Regions from separate parts of the Homo sapiens genome. Here region 1 is linked to region 2. Evidence: chromatin contacts called from ENCODE Hi-C or POLR2A ChIA-PET data. All regions are on one chromosome and are shown on one strand. Each heading gives the region's core, a stretch centred on a gene start or an enhancer-like site at or near the end of the contact. The rest is flanking DNA. Distances are from core to core; before and after follow the strand shown. Region 1 overlaps TSHZ2 (teashirt zinc finger homeobox 2). Region 2 holds the start of ZNF217-AS1 (ZNF217 antisense RNA 1).

The links. Hi-C counts contacts between places; a loop is a spot of excess contacts on that map. ChIA-PET counts read pairs that join two places held with the same protein, here RNA polymerase II (POLR2A). Pooled maps may share reads with other maps.
Region 1: a pooled map shows a loop between it and region 2 (2.6-fold over the local background). The contact joins the enhancer-like site here to the promoter of ZNF217-AS1 in region 2. A Hi-C loop is called at or near these places in 25 of 168 maps with a recorded cell type or tissue (CD14-positive monocyte, CD4-positive, alpha-beta memory T cell, CD8-positive, alpha-beta T cell and 18 more), 12 of 37 single-sample maps with no recorded cell type and 38 of 50 pooled maps. POLR2A ChIA-PET finds 5 or more read pairs at or near these places in 2 of 52 experiments (activated CD4-positive, alpha-beta T cell and activated T-cell).

What each region holds. Positions count from the first base shown.
Region 1 is chr20:53,147,149-53,151,487 of GRCh38, reverse strand. All of the region lies in intron 1 of TSHZ2 (teashirt zinc finger homeobox 2), which reads right to left. Among named protein-coding and RNA genes, the nearest start is that of TSHZ2, 180 kb to the right of the region's middle. RefSeq lists a silencer at 2,072-2,272. Within about 2 kb of position 1,912, at least 3 of the 41 ENCODE cell types and tissues checked have a DNase peak (open chromatin) inside an H3K27ac peak, as active enhancers do.
Region 2 is chr20:53,550,099-53,554,052 of GRCh38, reverse strand. ZNF217-AS1 (ZNF217 antisense RNA 1) reads right to left here and starts at 1,283. Exons shown (of 6, transcript NR_110051.1): 1 at 966-1,283.

The DNA.
Region 1 (4,339 bases), core at 663-3,162, 400 kb after region 2:
TTCTCTTTCTAAGATCTGGAAAACTCTGAACTGTAAAACACATCTGCCTCAAAGAATTTTGGTTGAGGAATTTGTAGATTTGTATAAATATAGACACTAGCCCTCCCAGCTAGGAAAGACTAGTCCAGAGTCAAAGTAAGTTTTCTCTAAGCTTTAGCTACACCCATTAGCCGAGGCTTGATATTATGCATTATTTCTTTACTTAGTCCATTCTTGATCCATCTCAGCGAATAGGCACCAGTATAATAGGACATTGTTCCTTAATAGGGATGGGCTTGTTATGTACCCAGCTCCCAATTCTATCTCTTATGACTCTAACCACAGAGGGAGAAAAATAGTGATAGAAAAAACATACTGCATGCACCTTCTGTTTTAACAGGAATGTGCTGTCAAGAGAGCGTGATATGATAAGGCCTTAAATACATTGATGCTCTAACAATGTGTTGAGAATGGGAAAGGTAACATTTAATAAGCATGTTAGGGTAATTAGTTAAGTCACTTGTCAATTAACTAGATTACCTAATAGCTAATTTGTCTCTCCAAGCAGCAGGCTTTGTGGAAAGGCAGTCAAGGAAAACTTATTTTGAAAGGATGGCCTTCCCACGTAAGTATACCTAAGCCAGCCCAATTTCAGTGTTTCTGTTGGCCTCAGAGCTCCACTGGTGAGGATCTTAGTTTTCTTATTTGCTTTTAAATGAAGTCCCTTCCTTTTCTTCTCTTTTTAAGATCTTCTCCTTCCTTCCTTTCTTCCCTCCTTCTTTTTCTTTTCCTCCTTTCCTTCCTTCCTCTCCTCCTTCCTTCCTTTTTCCTTTCTTCTTTCTCTTTCTTTCCTTCTTTTTTTTAAAAAACTTTTATTTTATTTTATTTTATTTTCCTGTAGTTGATTTTACCTTAGATTAGAAGCCACCAACACTCCCTGTGAAGGACCAGCTAGTAAATATTTTAGGCTTTGCAAGACAAGAGACTAAATTGAGGATATGTGCAGGTACTTATGTAACAAAAGAGAAAACAGATTTTTACAAAATTTTTCAACCATTTATGTGAAAATTCTTTCTAGTTTGCCAGCTATATAAAAACAGGTTTCAGGTGGGATTTGACTCACTGGCTGTAGTTTGCAGATCCCTGGTTTGCATCATCACTAAATTGTTAATTTCCTAAATCAGCATGGTTAGATTTGCAATCTGGAAGTTATCAAAATCATCTGGCCTCCCCACTGTGTTCATCATTCACCCTCCCAATAAGAGGCTAAAAGCATAGACTCCAGACCCCAACTATCCAGATTTGAATCCCAGCTTTGCCAAGAAGTGTGCAACCTTGGATAAGTTACTTAACCTCTCTGTGCTTCAATGACACCATCCCCAAAACAGAAATAGCGATCTCATAGGATTGCTATGAAGATTACAGTGAGGTGTATAAGTAAAACATTTACCGCAGTGTCCGGCACATAGGCAGAACTATGAAAGTGTTAACTTCTTTTTATTACTTTAATGGCACAGGGAGTAGAATAAGGAACACTTCCCCTTTGCAATGAAATGATAAGCAGACTCTATTCCCTGATCCCTGGAGATCCATTTGGTGACGGACTTCATGCCAAGAGGAGAGAAGCTGCAAGGAGATATTCTTGGGCATTTTCCGAGCGTGCTTATGCAAACAGGATGCTGTAAATGTCTCTTTGGAGAAGGAGCCTGCCAGCAGGTCTCAGTTTTGCCTCGTGATTTATTGGGACCCTCTGCTTTTGTTCAAATAGGTTTTCCTGCCTCAGCTCTTCAATGATTGGACTGCAAGTCATGCCCTGTATAGTACCAAGTCTGTCTCCATGCCCTACATAATATGTGATGAGAAGAAGTGCTATTAAAGAGGTTTCCTGTTACGGTCTCCTCATTGGCACCATGAGCTGAGCGGAAATCTCTGAAGGACTTATTTAGCATGCACACACTAGAACTGAACTAAAGCAGATCCTTGCATTGGCAGCTCAAGAACTTTAAATGCCCCTGGCAGAAACTCCTCCTCTCTTTCCTCCCCCTCTTTCTCTCACTCCCTTTTGATGTTCTCTCTTTCTTTTAGCCTATCGTTGACAGTAAGTGCAATCACATTACACACAGCTTTCTTTGGAAAGCCCCCTTTTTAATGATCTGGCAGACACTGAGCCCTTCCAGAAAAAAAATTTCAATCCCTCTTCCCACAGCTTCCGCAAGCCCCAGTGACAAATGACACCTGTCATTCTGTCACAGACAAGCAGCACAGACAGGGATGTCAGTGATGTATGGCTCACCAGCAGAGGAAATCAACTTTAAAAAAAAAAAAAAAACCCTAAAAGAGCTGACCAGTACATTGTCAGGATCCTGCTCCCAAGGCCTCGCCTAACAGACAGACTGGAAGAGAGACAGAAAAAGTTTCAGCTTGAGGGGGAAGAATGTATAAGATCAAAACACAGAAATATTTATCTACGGAGAAACTGGCATCAAGTAAGCCACAGATTGCTTTGCATTGTTTATTTCTTTGCAGTGCTCTGGATATTAGCCAAATTCTCACCTCCTCCTGTGATTTATGGAGGAAAAGGTTGATTCCTGCTCTGTGAGAATTCTCTTTCTGGAGCCTCTGAAAAAAAGTGAGTCAACCCGAGCTTTGTTTGTTAAGCCTAAATTACCCCATTTTACACTGAGTCCAATGAAAAGCAATAAAATTTCCAATAACCCCCAAGGGATTCCCTCCATACAAAGACTGTACCCTGAAGATTAATAACCTGCCTTTTATGTTGATGGCAATCTCAGAAAAGATTGGGAGATGTCTTCATTTTCTTTATCTATATATTTTTTCTATTTTGTATCAACCCCCACCCCATGATCCATACATATTGAATGCAAAAACTTTTTTTTTCTTTCAATCAAAACCACTGCACTTAGATCCACTTGGGGTCCTGATTTAATAGGCAAACTCAGCCACATTCTCAAATTGAATATGAGCATCTACAGGGTGTCAGGCCTGTACTATATCCAGAACAAGAAATTAAGAAATAGAAAGCAAAATTCTTCCTATGCAGGATTTCTCATCTTCAACACTATTGAGGTTCGAAGCTGGATCACTCTGTGTGGTGGGCGGTGTCCTGTGCACTGTGGGAAGCTTAGCAGCAACTCTCGCCTCTACACGCTAGATGCTAACAGCTTCCCCACCCTAGTTGTTTCAATAAAAAGTGTCCCAGACAATGCAGAATGTGCCCTGAGAAATGAAGTTGCCCCAGTTGAGAACCACTGTTCTAGACATTTGAGATCAAATCCCCAAAGAGAAATAACATTCATGTGATCAATTGAAGTTCGTAGATAATTAAACACTAAATAGTACGATATAGAAAATATTAGCTGTAGGAATTTAGAGACTTTCCAAAAGACACATTTGTATTTATCAGGTTTGTGCAAATGCCTCTATTTTAAGCTGTGTAACAACAACACAAATCTTGTTATAAGACATAGACCCACTGGCCGGGCATGGTGGCTCACGCCTGTAATCCCAGCACTTTAGGTGGCTGAGGCGGGCAGATCGCAAGGTCAGGAATTCAAACCAGCCTGACCAACATGGTGAAACCCCAGCTCTACTAAAAATACAAAAGTTAGCCAGGCGTGGTGGTGCATGCCTATAATCCCAACTACTCAGGAGGCTGAGGCAGGAGAGTCACTTGAACCCAGGAGGTGGAGGTTGCAGTGAGCAGAGATGGCACCACTGCACACCAGACTGGGCAACAGAATGAGACTCTGTCTCAAAACAAAACAAAACAAAACAAAATAGACCCACCACTTATTTTATGCATGTCTTATGCATAGATATGATGGAACTGAATATTGGTTTAAAACAAACAAAAAGAAATCTTAGTCTCACACAAATCACATTAATACCACAGTGATATGGCAACCAACAATCAAAAATTTCTTTTCTAATGATATTATGACATGACATTATTAAAGCTTTGAAAAATATTGAATTAGTATTCATTAAACAATATTATTAAATCTTTGTGAACATTTAAGTTTCTAGACTGGATTGAAGAAGGTAGGACTACAATTAAACTTTTGTGTCTATGCCTTTTTTGTAGATGATAGCACAAAACTGTTAACATACAAATCTTCAAAATGGAGTTTATACAGAGATATTAAAGACATTCTTTGACCTACTGAAAGAAAAGGGGATGAAAAGAAAGCTGAGCCCAGTTTCCAGGCACCATGTATAATATCTAAGGTTGTCACCCATCAATTGTCACTAAAAGAGATCAAAGTTAATTTAGAAGAGACAGATAGATTTATCCATGTATAAAGCCAATAATGAGAGTCACATGAGGAAACAAAAAATA
Region 2 (3,954 bases), core at 34-2,533:
GAGGTGGCAACAGGCCAGAGGTCATTAGAGGACCAGGAAGCCACAGGAAGGTCACCTCGGCTACATTTTATAGCTCACAAAATGTTTTTACACACACACTACCCACTCCCCCCCCTCCACTGCCCCCATCACCCCGAGATGGAGTCTGTCGCCTAGGCTGGAGTGCAGTGGCACAATCTCGGCTCACTGCAACCTCTGCCTCCCGGGTTCAAGCAATTCTCCTGTCTCAGCTTCCCAAGTAGCTGGGATTACAGGCACCCGCCACCATGCCTGGCTAATTTTTGTATTTTTAGTAGAGACGGGGTTTCACCATGTTGGCCAGGCTGGTATTGAACTCCTGACCTTGTGATCCTCCTGCCTCAGCCTCCCAAAGTGCTGGGATTATAGGCGTGAGCCACTGCACACAGCCTATACACACACTTTTTTAAAAAAACTTTTTTATTTTGGGATTTTTTTTTTTTTAAGTTTTAGTCTTGCTCTGTCACCCAGGCTGGAGTGCAGTGGTGTGATCTTGGCTCACTGCAACCTCCGCCTCCCAGGTTCAAGCCATTCTCATGCCTCAGCCTCCCAAGTAGATGGGACTACAGGCGCCACCACACCTGGCTAAGTTTTGCACTTTTAGTAGAGACAGGGTTTCACCATGTTGGCTGGGCTTGTGTCGAATCCCTGACCTTAAGTGATCCTCCTGCCCTTGGCCTCCCAAAGTGCTGGGATTACAGGCTTGAGCCACCTCGCCCAGCCTGGAATAATTTTATATTCACAGAACAGTTGTAAAGAGATTGCAGAGAGTTCCTGAATTCGAACCCAAGTTCCAACCCTGCACCCAGCTGGCCCTAGTGCTACCATCTTACATAAGCACAATGCATCTGTCAACACTAAGAAATTAACACTGGTATGTTACTTTATTTAGAATTCCCTAGTTTTCCCATTAGTGGTGGGATTTTTTTTCTGTCCCAGGATCCTACCTTGCATTCAGTCATCATGCCTCTTGTAGTCTTCTCTCGTCTGTGACCATTTCTTAGATTTTCCTTGTTTTTCATTCCGTGGACAGTGTTGGGAAGGACTCGGTGTTTTGTAGAATGTCTGCTGATCTGGGTTTGTCTGATGTTTTCTCATGATTGTCTGGGATTACGGGTTTTGTGGAGTATAATGCAGAGGTAAAGTGCCTTGTCATCTCATCATATCATGGGAGGCGGGGGTAGTATTGTGGGAGGCAGGGGTATGTGAGAGCCGCCTGGCAAATCTTGCCTCTACCAGGGTGCTTAATGTTGTCACATGTTTGATTATCATAACCTGTAAAATAACTGGAAAAGTTAAGATTCTATTTTATCATTTCAATGATTTTTTTTTTTTTTAATTTTGAGATGGAGTCTCGCTCTGTCGCCTAGGCTGGAGTGCAGTGGCGCAATCTCAGCTCACTACAACCTCTGCCTCCCGGGTTCAAGCAATTCTCCTGCCTCAGCCTCCTGAGTAGCTGGGATTACAAGTGTGCACCACCATGCCTGGGTAATTTTTGTATTTTTAGTAGAGACGGAGTTTCACCATGTTGGCCAGGCTGGTCTTGAACTCCTGGCCTCAAGTGATCCGCCTGCCTGGGCCTCTCAAAGTGCTGGGATTACAGGAGTGAGCCACCACGCCAGCCTCAACAGATAATATTTTAGTGAGCAGTCATATATGCAGGCGTTGCTTAAATTGAAGTCATTCAGTATTAATGAGGAAGGTCAGATGAGATCCTGTACTTAAGGAGCTGGGAAACTGAGGATTCGAGAGTCTAAACAGCTTTACCCAATGTGGTCCAGGTTGTAGGTGGCAGAGCCAAAATTCAAACGCGTGTCTCACTTCAAAGGCTCTGTGTGTGTTTGTGTGTGTGTGTGTGTGTGTGTGTGTGTGTGTTTGCTTTTGCTCCATTGATTCCAAATAACAAAACAAAACCAAACAAAAACTTTGCTACAAAACCCTCACTCTGATCCTGATGCTATCTTAATTGTGATAAATGTGTTGTTTAATCTTCACAACAAACTCATGGAAAGGAACTATATGTAATCCCAGAGCTTTGGGAGGCCGAAGCGGGAGAACTGCTTGAGCCCAGGAGTTTGAGACCAGCCTGGAAAACGTAGTGAGACCTCATCTCTACAAAAAGTTTAAAAATTAACCAGGTCTGGTGGCATGTGCCTGTAGTCTCAGCTACTCTGGAGGCTGAGGTGGGAGGATTGCTTGAGCCCAGGAGTTCAAGGTTGCAGTGAGCTGTGATCGCACCACTGCATTCCAGCCTGGCCAACGGCATGAGATCCCTGTCTCAAACAAAACTAAACAAAACCAAAAGAAAAGGAACTACATATCCTTCCTTTTTCAGGTGAGGAAACTGAGCCTTTGAGTGGTTAAGGAACATGTTCAAGGTTATAAAGCTGGCGCATGGGCTGGGCGCAGTGGCTCATGCCTGTAATCCTAGCACTTTGGGAGGCCGAGGTGAGCAGATCACCTGAGGTTTCTACTAAAAATACAAAATTAGCCAGGTGTGGTGGTGCATGCCTGTAATCCCAGCTGCTCGGGAGGCTGAGGCAGGAGAATTGCTTGAACCCGGGAGACGGAGGTTGCAGTGAGCCAAGATTGCTGCATTGCACTCCAGCCTGGGCGATAAGAGAGAAACTCCATGACACACACACACACACACACACACACACACACACACACACAAAAGCTGGCACATGGCTGAGTTGGGACTGGAAACAGACTGCTGGGCTCGAGGGCCTGAGTTTTCTTCATCAGAACATCACACACATTTAAAAATGTTTTGAAAATGTATATGTTTATTTATATTGAGGTAAAATTTACAAAACATAAAATATACCACATTATGCAAAGCTGGAGGCCAATAAACAAAATATATGTAAAAAGAAGAAAAAAATTCAAAAAGAAAAACTATATTAAAGTGTACAATTCAATAGCTGTTAGTACACTGACAACGTTGTGCAACCACCACCTCTATTATCAAGTTTCAAAATATTTCCATTGTCTCAAAAGGAAGCCCAGTTAGGCCACCACCCGCCATCCTTCCCTCCCCTAGCCTCTGGCAACCACTAATCTAGCTTCTGTCTGTATGGATTTACCTATTCTGGGCATTCCATATGACTGGAATTATGTGGTTTTTGTGTCTGGTTTCTTGCCCTTAGTGTAACTTTTTTTTTTTTTTTCGAGACAGGGTCTTGCTCTGTCACCCAGGCTGGAGGGCAGTGGCGCAATCGCAGCTCACTGCAGCTCCGACCTCCTGGGCTCAGGTGATCCTCCTGCCTGCCTCAGCCTCCTGAGTAGCTGGGGCCCCAGGTGTTCAGCACAATACTCGGGTAATTTTTTTTATTTTTATTTTTTGAGGAGACAAGAAGGTCTTACTATGTTGCTCAGGCTGGTCGGGAACTCCTGGGGTCAAGTGATCCTCCCACCTAGGCCTCCCAAAGTTGGGATTACAGACGTGAGCCACTGAGCCCAGCTGGGACTTAGCATAATGTTTTTGAGGCTTACTCATGGTGGAGCATGGATCAGTGTTTCATGCCTTTTTATAGCTGAATAATATTCCGTGATGTGGATAGACCAACATATGGTTTGGATCTGTGTCCCCACCCAAATATCATGTTCACTTGTAATCCTCCGTGTTGGAGGTGGGGCCTGGTGGGAGGTGACAGGATCATGGGGGTGGATCCTCATGAATGGTTTAGCACCATCTTCTTGTGTTGTTCTCATGATAGTGAGTTCTCATGAGATATAGTTGTTTAAGAGTGTGTAGCACCCCCACCCAACTCTTGCTCCTGCTCCCGCCATTTGAGACGCTTCTCTCCCGCTTTGCTTTCTACCATGGTTGTAGGTTTCCTGAGGCCTCCCTGGAAGTAGAAGCTGCTATGCTTCCTGTACAGCCTGCAGAACCGTGAGTCAATAAACCTCTCTTCTTTATAAATTACCCAG